Linked DNA regions of Homo sapiens: regions 2 and 3 are each linked to region 1. Evidence: chromatin loops called from intact Hi-C (ENCODE). Cell type or tissue: heart left ventricle. All regions are shown on one strand.

What was found. Peaks named below come from ENCODE experiments on the same cell type or tissue, not always from the same donor. Only the 100,000 strongest peaks of a DNase experiment are listed, where the experiment ranks them.
Region 2: a loop joins it to region 1, with 4 times the contacts of the local background. A loop is called at or near these places in 47 of 110 quality-filtered maps.
Region 3: it touches region 1 in a loop (5-fold over the local background); 46 of 110 quality-filtered maps call a loop at or near these places.

The regions. Positions count from the first base shown.
Region 1 is chr10:58,950,819-58,954,818 of GRCh38, forward strand. No RefSeq gene overlaps it. Among named protein-coding and RNA genes, the nearest start is that of LINC00844, 47 kb to the right of the region's middle. In heart left ventricle, a CTCF peak has its summit at 2,040 (motif pointing right); no DNase peak of the experiment used is centred here; H3K27ac peaks cover 2,625 bases.
Region 2 is chr10:59,613,240-59,617,239 of GRCh38, forward strand. No RefSeq gene overlaps it. Among named protein-coding and RNA genes, the nearest start is that of SLC16A9, 95 kb to the right of the region's middle. In heart left ventricle, no CTCF peak of the experiment used is centred here; no DNase peak of the experiment used is centred here.
Region 3 is chr10:59,233,423-59,237,422 of GRCh38, forward strand. It overlaps PHYHIPL (phytanoyl-CoA 2-hydroxylase interacting protein like), which reads left to right. Exons shown (of 5, transcript NM_032439.4): 2 at 882-1,078; 3 at 3,061-3,235. Among named protein-coding and RNA genes, the nearest start is that of PHYHIPL, 59 kb to the left of the region's middle. In heart left ventricle, a CTCF peak has its summit at 1,603 (motif pointing right); no DNase peak of the experiment used is centred here.

The DNA of each region.
Region 1 (4,000 bases):
CTGATGACTAAGAAATAACAGGATGAGTCAGGGAAGAGATGAAAATGAATTCAGAGTAAGTGCAGCAGCTAATAGTAGAAGTAGGTGGAAATAAAAGGAAATATATTGGCAGATGTGGAGTGATGAGGGGCGTAGTGAGGGGAAACCATGGGCTCCAGTCACCTGCATCTCCTTGATGTGAAATTGAGAAGGGATGGTGGAGGGGACTGTTACATCTCTCATGGGTTTTGCAATGAGAGAATTGTCACTTGCATTGAGCAGTGTCTCTGAGCCATCAGGGGACAGATAGAGCACAAATTAGAGTCCAGATTTTCCAAGAACTCTGAGTTCTTCCCTAAGAGAGAAAAGAGGGCAGTAGTAATGTCCAAATCACAAGAACCTTGGTCTGGCCTTGGATGTTTCATTTGGACCTCCCAGTCCTCATTTAAACCACACACTAACATTCTGAGTAAACATGAACATTCTCATTTTTTCTGTCACTGAGGAGCAAAGGTCTCTGGTACCTTGATGCAGTCCTCTGTAATTTTGACGTCCAGATGGTGCCATTGTCCATGGGGACTGTGTTGAGATGGAAAGGGTACACAGGGATTCAGGTGTAAACCAATGACATTCCAGATCATGTCTGTGGGCAATGGTGAGCATCAGTCTCCTAGAGGTTGAGACTTGAAGGGAGATGATCATGAGAAGGGTTTAATTGAATAAATATTAATATTTCTATTAGCTAGTTCTTATTTTTGTTCAAGAGGAAACATGTTTTTATTACAACCCTGAAGGTACTAAAATAGTACCCCGATTGATCGGAAACCCCCTGGGACCCGACAGTATTTTCCTTTGTCAGATCGCTGGACAACAATGGTCCCAGAGATATGAAGTAAAGGTGTTACTTTTCCAAATTATGGAAGCAAATGACCAGCCTGGACCTGTTCATTAGCTGGCGGTACTGTTTTGAGTAAAGAAAAATTTTAAAGATACACTCCGAGCCAAAGAGTTCCAGGGAAATTTTTTTGAAGTACCCAGTGAGAACTTCCCGGCAGCCACATCTTCTTTCTTTCCTTTGTTTTAGAAGTTCAGTCCCTAAAGTGCTCTGTTCCAAGAATTGTTAGGGAAAGATGAAACTCTTCTGGCAGGTACTGGGATGTTTGGTTTGTTTTGACTCTGCGTTGATCTCAGGAATGTTAACAGGCGTGTTTCCATGCAAACCACACAATAAAAAGATGACTATGGTTAAATCTAGTCCCTTGGGGTAGCTAAAAAAAATTTTTTTAAAAATGTACCTATTGGAAAACCTAGTGCTTCTGTAGCCAATTCTGCCAGATTAACAGAGGAGGCCTTTCTGGAAGGCTCTACACTGATCCTGTCAATTCTTATTAGGATGGCAGTTCCTAGCTCTTTCCATTATGGTTTGTCAGTTTTTCCATTAAAGATCATGGCTTTTCGGAACACAAACATCTGGTGTGTTTCGAATCCCTCAGGATCTTGCTGATGGCATACAATTTAATGGCAGGCAGTGCACGTCTTGCACCACATCTTTGCCTAAGTTTCTGGTGCGAAATTCCAAGTTTTGTAAATCTAGTCTTTCCCACACAATCCTGTACAGCTGTTTTCAGATCCAGGAAATCCTTGGACAGAAAGCAGATATGCTTTCTGGGATGTGATGAGCTTTATACAAGGGGGTAAGAGATTCCTGGCGTGTAAACTTGAACAAGTCTCAATTGTTCCATTTCCTTTTGGAAAAAGTCAAGGTCAACACTGTTGACCAGATGTACTTCAGTTAGTATCCAGAATTACGATGAAGAATAAGAACCAAGAGGCTGATTTTGTCAGGAGGCCTAGGTTAGAGTTCAGACCTTCCACCGATTAGCTGTATGGCCCAGGGTGGTCATTTATACTCTGTGGGAAATGGTTTCCCTTTGGGTAAAATGAAATGGTTGGGCATGTTGGAATCTATGCCCCTCCTAGCTTCTGGAACCCAGAAGATTCCAGAGAAAATGAAAATGCTTGTCAGAGGTTTCATAGTACTACCCCGTAGCACCAGTAGATGGCAGACTCGCATTATAGTCTGAAATTGATACCACAGTATGATACTGGTCACATTGTGAAGGTAGGTACAATTTAATGATCATTAAAAAAACCAAAAGAATGAAAAAAAAAAGTGTTGTTCTTAACCAGCAGGCTCATGTAATCCTAGGCAAAGTTCTCTGTTTCTATTAACCTTAATGAGGACTCCATACTTGCCCAATGACCATCTTTTAAACTGTGCTTGGAAAGGCAATATATCTCCATTGGGGCAAACCATGCATTTCCTCTCTCACTAACTCTGATTAATTCATTCAACAACGATTTGTCTGATGTTCAGTGTGTTCCAGGTCTTGGGCTCAGTGCTGGGGATACAGAGATAAACAAAAGAGACAGTCCCTGCACTCAGGAATCTCATCCCCCAGAGGAATGAGACAGCCACTGAACAAGTAGTTGTCACTGTGGTGCAAGTCTACTGAGAAGTACATACTAGACAATGTAACATGGATGCTAGAGGAGGAGTGACAGGGATAACTTCCCTGTGAAGTACTGGATGTATGAGAATGAGTGAGGGCTGGCTTAGCAGACAGGAAATTAGTTGAGGAGAGAAGTTCAGGCAGAAGAAACAGTAGGTGTGAAGCTGCATAGGGAGAGAGAGGGAAAAGATCAGTGCAGGAGCTAAAAGAAGCTGGAATGACTATGGCATTGAACCAGGCAGGGAGTAGTATGAGATGAGGAAACCAGATCTCATGGGGGCTATCGACCATGCAAAGGAGAACGCTGATTTCATAGAATTCTTGATTTCTCCATGATGTTGTTGATAAGGGTGATTTTTATCAGATTTGTTAGCAGGCATCTTGGTGAGTAAAGAAGCCTGTTATGCTGGCCAACATGGTGAAACCCCATCTCTACTAAAAATACAAAAATTAGCTGGGCATGGTGGTGCACACCTGTAGTCCCAGCTACTCAGGAGGCTGAGGCAGGAGAATCCCTTGAGCTCAGGAGACAGAGGTTGCAGTGAACCAAGATCTCGCCATTGCACTCCAGCCTGGTGACAGAGTTAAAAAAAAAAAAAAAAGAAGCCTGGTATGACAGTAAAAGAGAGAATAGGCTCATTTTGACTGGGAAGTTGTAGGAGAAAAAAGGTGTGATGCCTTTCCTCACCCATCATAAAGGTCACGGCTGACACTCCTATAACAAAAGTCAGATTAACAAGAGAAAATAATAATAAATGTATTTAATCAAAGTTTTACATTATAGGAGGCTTCAGAAATGAAGACTCAAAGACCCAGAGAAAACTGTTTCTATGCTTAGGTTTATTGAAGAATAGACAGCCATGTAGAAATGTGATTAAACAAAAGGGTATGATCTAATGGTAATAGACTCAGGTGGAGAACCCAGCAAGGCCTGTCTGTTCAGATTCTTCTTGGCCTCTCTGTGCAGCATTCCTTCTTCCCAGGTATGGGGCAGGACCCTCTGGAATGAGGGTCTTTAAGATGTTTCAGTAGGTAGCTAGTCAGGCATAAGCAGGGCAGGAGAGGGTTCAGCCTTCCCCACATACACACATGAGGAATGGAATGTCAGGTGACCATCAGGTGATGGTGAGGCAACTGTTAGCTCTCTCTATAAAATAATTTGTCAGAACCGGCACCAGGTAAGGGCAGTTTCCCAACAGATAGAAAAAATCTGAAACTGGTGAGCGGCAGCTTCTCAATAAGATTTCAGGAGTTTGGTGAGTGGGCTCAAACATGCACATTAAGAGGTAAAATGGCAGAGTTTAACTGGTATATGACTTTCCTCTAGGAATGCTAGACTGGTAAGGGAAGAATACCTCAAGTGAACATGCGTACAACTCCAGTAAACACACTGCGCATGTTCCCCTCCCAGGTGCTAGCAGGCTACTGCACACCTTGGCAGCCTGCTCCAAAGGAAGAATCAGGGGAGAAGTAATGCAAGACACCAGAAGTATGCCAATGCATAAAAC
Region 2 (4,000 bases), 660 kb after region 1:
GTGCAGTGGCGCGATCTCGGCTCACCACAACCTCCGCCTCCCGGGTTCAAGCCATTCTCCTGCCTCAGCCTCCCTAGTAGCTGGGATTACAGGCATGTGCCACCATGCTCAGCTAATTTTTTTGTATTTTTAGTAGAGATGGGGTTTCTCTATGTTGGTCAGGCTGGTCTCGAACTCCCAACCTCAGGTGATCCGCCCACCTCAGATCCCAAAATGCTGGGATTACAGGTGTGAGCCACCATGCCTGGCCAAGGGCCTGCTTTATAGATGGTGCCTTCTTGGTGTCCTCACATGGGAAGGGGTGAGGGGTCTCTCTTGAGTCTCTTTTATAAGGAGATTAATCCGATGCATGAGGTCTCCCCCTCATTACCCAATTATCCCCAAAGGCCCCACTTCCCACTTCCTCATACTATCACGTTGGGGATAAGGATTTTGACATATGAATTTGGGGGAAGGAGGACATTAGCATCCAGACCATAGCAATAGTAAAAGTAAGAAAATGAAACACGCACACACACACACACACACACACACACACACACACACACACATTGTGTACTTAGCTATTTAAAGCTCCTTTCATATACATAACCCTATTGGAAAATCTCAACACACTTTCTTTGGTTTTCCTACAATAGTCTTGAGTAAGAAAAAGTAATTATTTTTTTAATATTGAAATAAGCACATGGCTTTAGCACAGTAAATGATAATAATCCATTTACTGTCAGTTTTCACATATTCTACTTGCTAGAAAGGGCAAATGGTAATCACGTTATTAACAATTGTTGGCCTACTGAGGTCTGGAGTAAAATTAATCATAGATAATTTAACTAGCAATTCTCCCCCTCATGCTAGGGACATGGCCACAAGAGCAGGAGGGCACAGGGAACTGGAGTCTTCTTATGCTGCTGGCTTCAGGCCTTTGAGAAAAGCCCTATGTGAGAGCCACTATAGATGAAAATCACTCATTTCCTATCACATGTCTTCAATGTCTTGTGCATTGAAATCTTTTTATTTTGAGATGGTTTGGGCTTTTTAGTCCATTTGGGCTAACAACATGTCTTAGATTGCACGGCTTATAAATAACAGAAATTTATCGCTCACAATTATGGAGGCTGGGAAGCCCAAAATCAAGGTGCCAGCAGATTTCAGTGTCTGGTGAGAGCCCGCTTTCCCTTTCATCAATGGCACCCTCTCCCTGCATCTCCTGCATCCCCACAAGGTGAAAGGGGTAAACCAGCTCACTCAGGCCTCTTTTATAATGACACTAATCCCATTCATGAGGGCTCCATTCTCTTGGACTAATCACTTCCCAAATGCTCCACCTCCTAATACCATCACCTTGGGGGTTAGGATTTCAACATATGCATTTGGGGGAAAACATAAACATTTGGACCATAGTAGATGGTTTTAAATTTTTCTTCCTTGAGTTTTTTGATACTTTTAAATTTTTTAAGGTAAACATATTATCTCTGTAATCAGAAAAAATTTGCTATTTAAAAATAAACTATACAAAAGGCCCATTAATTTCACATACACCATTTAGATTATCTACATAACATCCCACAAAGCTAATCTTCTGGAAAAAAAAAAAAAAAAAACACACAGCCATTAAAAAGTAACTGTGGGCCAGGCACGGTGGCTCACACCTGTAATCCCAGCACTTTGGGAGATCGAGGTGGGCAGATCACAAGGTCAGGAGTTTGAGACCAGCCTGACCAACATGGTGAAACCCCCACCTCTACTAAAAATACAAAAATTAGCCGGGATGGTGGTGCATGCCTGTAGTCCCAGATACTCAGGAGTCTGAGGCAGGAGAATCTCTTGAACCTGGGAGGCGGAGGTGGAGGTGGCAATGAGCCGAGATCATGCCACTGCGTTCCAGCCTTGGCAACAGAGCAAGACTCCGTCTCAAAAAAAAAAAAAAAAAAAAAAACCCGTGACTGTGTCCATGGACATAGAAAGTAGAAGGATGGCTACCAAAGGCTGGGAAGGGTAGCGAGGTGCTGGGGAGAAGGTGGGGATTGTAAATGGGCACAAAAGAAAAGATGAATTAGACCTATCATTTGATAGCACAACAGGGTGACTAGAGTCAATAATAACTTAATTATATATTTAAAAATAATTTAAAGAATGTAATTGGATTGTTTGTAACTCAGAGGATAAATGCTTCAGGGGATGGATACCCCATTCTCCATGATGTGCTTATTTCACATTGTGTGCCTGTATCAAAACATCTCATATAACCTATGAATATGTACACCTACTATGTACCCACAAAAATTTTAAAAAGTGGCCGGGTGCGGTGGCTCACGCCTGTAATCCCAGCACTTTGGGAGGCTGAGGCGGGTGGATCATGAGGTCAAGAGATCGAGACCATCCTGGCTAACACTGTGAAACCCTGTCTCTACTAAAAATACAAAAATTCAGCCAGGTGTGGTGGCAGGTGCCTGTAGTCTCAGCTACTCAGGAGGCTGAGGCAGGATAATCGCTTGAACCCGGGAGGCAGAGGTTGCAGTGAGCTGAGATCATGCCACTGCACTCCAGCCTGGGTGACAGAACGAGACTCCGTCTCAAAAAAAAAATTTTTTTTAAAGTGACTGTGTTGCCATATACACTATTCTAGAGGTATCAGTTGGTGGCCTGTTAGGAATCAGGCTGTACAACAGGAGATGAGCGGCAGGCAAGTGAGCAAAGCTTCATCCTCATTTATGGTTGCTCCCCATCACTTGCATTACTACCTGAACTCTACCTCCTATCAGATCAGTGGCATTGGATCCTCATAGAAGCCTGAACCCTGTTGTGAACTGCACATGTGAGGGAGCTAGGCTGCACACTCCTCATGAGAATCTAATGCCTGATAATCTGTCATTGTTTCCCCTGTGCCTCCGAGATGGGACCATCTAGTTGTAGGAAAACAAGCTCAGGACTCCCACTGATTCTACATGGAGAGTCGTATAATTACTTCATTCTATATTGCAATGTAAAAATGATAGAAATAAAGTACACAATGAATGTAATGTGCTTGAATCATCTGGAAACCATCCCTCCTCCCCCGGTCTGAGGAAAATTGTCTTCCACTAAAACTGGCCCCTGGTGCCAGAAAGGTTGGGGACTGCTGCGGTATTCCATGGCCACCTAAATATTTCATGTATATCGCGGGATAGTCGTCCCCAGGGCTCAGCTGTAAAATCTAATACATGAGCTCCCCAGCCTTCTCTTGGCAGAGAATGCACTTTTAAAAACATACACCTTATTTTTAAGGCTGGGCGCTGTGGCTCATATCTGTAATCCCAACATTTTGGGAGGCCGAGGCAGGCAGATCACTTGAGATCAGGAGTTCAAGACCAGCCTGGCCAACATAGTGAAACCCCGTCTCTACTGAAAATACAAAAACTAGCTGGGCGTGGTGGCATGCACCTATAATCCCAGCTACTTGGGAGGCTGAGGCAGGAGAATCACTTGAACCCAGGAGGCGGAAGTTGCAGTGAGCCTAAATCGCACCACTGCACTCCAGCCTGGGTGACAGAGTGAGACTCTGTCTAAAATAAATAAATAAATAAACAAAAATTAAATAAATGAAAATCAAAAACATACACTTTTAGAATAGATTTTACTTCTAGATTTACCCAAAAAAATGAGAAGATAATACAAAGAGTTCCTCTATGCCCATCCCACACAGTTTCAATTAACATCTTACATTATAGCCTATCTGTTACAATTAATGAGCTAATGTCGATAAATTATTAAAGTCAAAAGTGCAGTAAGGCTGGCATGGTGGCTCACACCTGTAATCCTAGCACTCTGAGAGGCCAAGGCAGGCGGATTGCTTGAGCTCAGGAGTTTGAGACCAGCCTGAGCAACATGGCAAAATTCTGTCTCTACAAAAAATACAAAACTTAGCTAGGCATGGTGGTGCACTCCTGGAGTCCCAGCTACTTGGGAGGCTGAGGTGGGAGAATCACTTGAGCCCAGGAGTTCGAGGGTGCAATGAGCCAAG
Region 3 (4,000 bases), 280 kb after region 1:
AATAACATTTTTTTTTTCTCTCTTGAGGCATTGAACATTATGTTGGCCTGGGGAAAGGGAATGTAGAAAAAAATGGGGTAAAATTTGATTCTAATATGTCTTTCCTATATGTAAAACAAACTTGACATGTTTGTATTTTCTTTTTGTCCTATGATCCATCAAATCCTGCTCTATACTGTTAGCCAAATTGTTAGCATTTTCCCTAAGTGGAAGTGTAATCTTTAAAGTAACTAGTTGTCATATAAATTCTTCAAGATTTTAATATCAGTCACTATGGCAGTCATCTTTTTTCTTTTAGCCTTATTTGTTATTTCAGCTCTCAAAATTAAATTCATCAAGGTTCCACAGATAAAACATTTCTAGAGTTATCCTTAACATAGTAACTTGTAAGTGAACGGTCTTCAGTATTATTTGTATATGTAGTAAAACCATTACATGCTGTTTCTCTATATAATGCTTCCAAAATGAAAGAGGAGGGGGAATTTTTATAGACTGTCACTGCTAGGTCATGGACTTTTAAAGAAATGTTTCCTTCATTTGGATGGGCCCTTTCATTATCAACATGTCTATGAAATTATCTGGCTTAAAACACCTGATACTACTTTAGAGCAAAATTGATTGGTCATGTAGAAAAATAGGCTCTTGAGGTTTTTTAGAGGGAACCTAACCATATAAAACTAACATGTCATAGATTAGAAAGATAGAGTGTCAGTGTTTTTGTGTTCACTCTGTGAAAACAAATTGGAAACATAAATGGAAAAAGTAAAGATGATAAGGAGTAAGTCATCTCTACTTTTTATTGGTAATAAATCCATTAATTGGAAATAAATTGGAAAATCCATTAATTGGAAATTAACTTCCTGTGCATTGTTTTCTTGCAGGGAACAAATCACAAGACAGTGGCATAGCAGAGATGGAAGAACTTCCTGTACCACATAACATCAAAATAAGCAATATAACGTGTGACTCATTCAAGATTTCATGGGAAATGGATTCAAAATCAAAGGATCGCATTACACACTATTTTATTGACCTCAACAAGAAAGAGAACAAGAACTCCAATAAATTTAAACACAAGGTAAAATCTAACAAATACTCATGCTAATTTGCATCTTAAAACTTTCTAAGTATGAGGACATTTTAAAAGAACGAATAATATTCTATTAATGGCTTATGTGATGTATTTGACTTGGGAAAAAATAAAGATTATATGTAACTCTAAAACCCTATCATTCTAATAAGTTTTGTAAGAAAATGAAATGCCATGCTTTTTGTTAGAAGATAATTTTCAAAAAAAGGTAAAATCATGACTATCATCTAGATGTAAAAATTAGTTTACCTTAAAGATTTTATTTAACTTATTAACGAGGAAACCGATGAGGTGTTATAACCAGTTCAAAGGGAAATCCAAAGAAAAGACTCATTTGTAGATACAGGTGTAAACTGGTATGGAAGTCCTGATGGGAGGGGTGAAGAGGAGGGTTGTCCTCCACTGAACATAATTTATTTGTATGTATTTAGACAAGAAGAACTGAATTGTTACTAGTTTCTACAAATTACAGAATTGTAAAATGGCTTCCATAACACAGACAGATGGCCAGAAGAGGGTGCTATGTGCAATGCATAGTTTTCCACTGAAGCACACTTTTTTTTCTATAACTGCCAAACAAGGAATCTGATGCAGTTTATAAACTTCAAGGTATTTTAAAAACACTTTAGGGCTAAAAATTGCTTTAAGTAGTCTGCTGTCTTTTGCCTTTTGTTTTTTGTTTTGATAATGAAATTTTTTTGTCTTTTGCTTTTTAGTTTTGAGAATGAAAATTATTAACTTTTAAATGTTTTTAGATATATAACACTTCTCTGATATTTATTCACATATCATATATCTTTTCTGATATATCTCTCTTTCCAGAAGTATCTATAGAGAAATTAACAGTTATCTGCTTTAAGCATTCTTTCTTATGTTGCAGTGTTTTCACTGATGATGAAAATCTGGTCTATTTTTTAATATTGATATTAAGTTTTAACTTGGTAGATACTTTGGAACTTTCTTACCTTACCTAGAAATATTGCTTTTATTAGATGTGCGATTATACATACTAAAGATAAGTGAGGATCATACATACTACAGATAAGTGTGAAAGAGGGAGCAAGATTGAGCAGTCATTATTTTTTCTGAGTTCCAGTTCTGATTATGCTTTCAGTGATGGATATTCTCTTTGCTGACATTTGCCTTGTTGATATAGCTTTGAAATCTTAAATTTCAAACATTAAATGATGAATTGTTTGAGATTTGACCCTTTTTCTTCACTCTCCACTTGGAATACCATATCCTTGAAATGTAGTGAATATTCAACTAGCAGATTTAATTAATCACTTTACTAAGCATTTTTTAGAAATACGTAAACTTTTCTGTGACACATAGACTCTATATTTGAATGAAAGTGAAGCAAAAATTCATATTTTTAGTGTTTTCTCCTTTAACCTGTAAAATATCAAGTAATGGGCAGCTTTAGTGAAATTATTGGGTAGTATAAGTTAACCAAATATAATATTTTTAATACTATTGAACTTTATCTTTTATGTCTCTGTTTTTTAAAGTTTTGTCATTTAGTATGAGAATGTTGCATTTTGAGGAGCATATAGTATACAGAAAAGAACACCATATTAGAAATCAAGAAAACTGGAATCCAAGTACATTTATGTTATTAACAAGCTGTATGACCTCGAACTTGTCTCTTGATAAAGTTGGGCCTTAGTTTTTGCATATAGCAAATAAGAGATTTAAATATAATAATTGTTAAGTATCTTTAAGCAGAAAAATTCTATTGTCAGTCAGGAACTTAATAAGTTATTCTCCATTGTTTACAGTTGATTAAAGTTATACTACTAAATTAACTTCCTCCTTTTCCCTCCTTCCTTCCCTCCCTCCTTCCCTTCTTCCTTCCCTCCTTCTCCCTTCCCTCCTTCCTCCCTTCTCCCTTTTCTTCTTTCTTCACTTCCTTCGTCCCTCTCTGTCTCCCCTCATTTTTCTCTCTCTCTTCCTTCTTTCATTCCTAGGATGTTCCCACAAAATTGGTGGCAAAAGCTGTTCCCTTGCCTATGACTGTCCGTGGACACTGGTTTTTAAGCCCAAGAACTGAATATACAGTAGCAGTGCAGACTGCCTCAAAACAAGTTGATGGTGATTATGTTGTGTCTGAATGGAGTGAAATTATAGAATTCTGCACCGCAGGTAAGAGAACTAGGTACAAATATAGAAAAGCTTTAGTTGTTCTGGGAAAGCTAATTATAGAAAAATATTTCTTTTTTGTAATTATAAAGTGATATATGTGACATTGGTCATTTTTTGCGTTGTCAGTAGCATTGTGTAACAGAATAAACAATGTTGTATTGATTGGAGGAAGCTGAAGTTCTCAGTAGAAAAATCTGAGTAATGGCTTCAAATCATTTTTTTCTATATCCATAGTTTGATTTCTTCAAGATGAAAGCTATGCAAATAAAAAGGTATGCAGTTTGAAAATATACTCAGCATAATTTTTTAGCTTCATTTTGAGAGACAGAGCTTTTTTCTCCTTTTTTTTTTTTTTCCTTTTTCATTTTCACCAGTACTGAAAGACAGAAACTAGGAAAATCCTTCTCTATTTCAGGTGAATGGAGGCAGATCTCAGTGACTGTCCCTAGCAGAAATGTTACTAGATTTTTCACTGGAGTACTAGAAGACCTTAAGAAAATCTGCATCTAAACTAGTGTCCTGTATACATATGTGTGTCTTTGCTTCACTCGAAAGTACCTCAAAGCCATTGTTTTGGGAGGTTTGATGTGGAACTGAACCTTAATATTCCATTAGATTGGAAACATTACCATTCATCTCACTCATATATTTATTGTTTACTTGTTCATTCAAGAAACAGTCATTTATTGAGCACTTCAGTGTTAATGGGATACCATATCTCTACCTGAGTACTCCTGTCATCCTTTCCTTTTGTCTTTTAGAAAG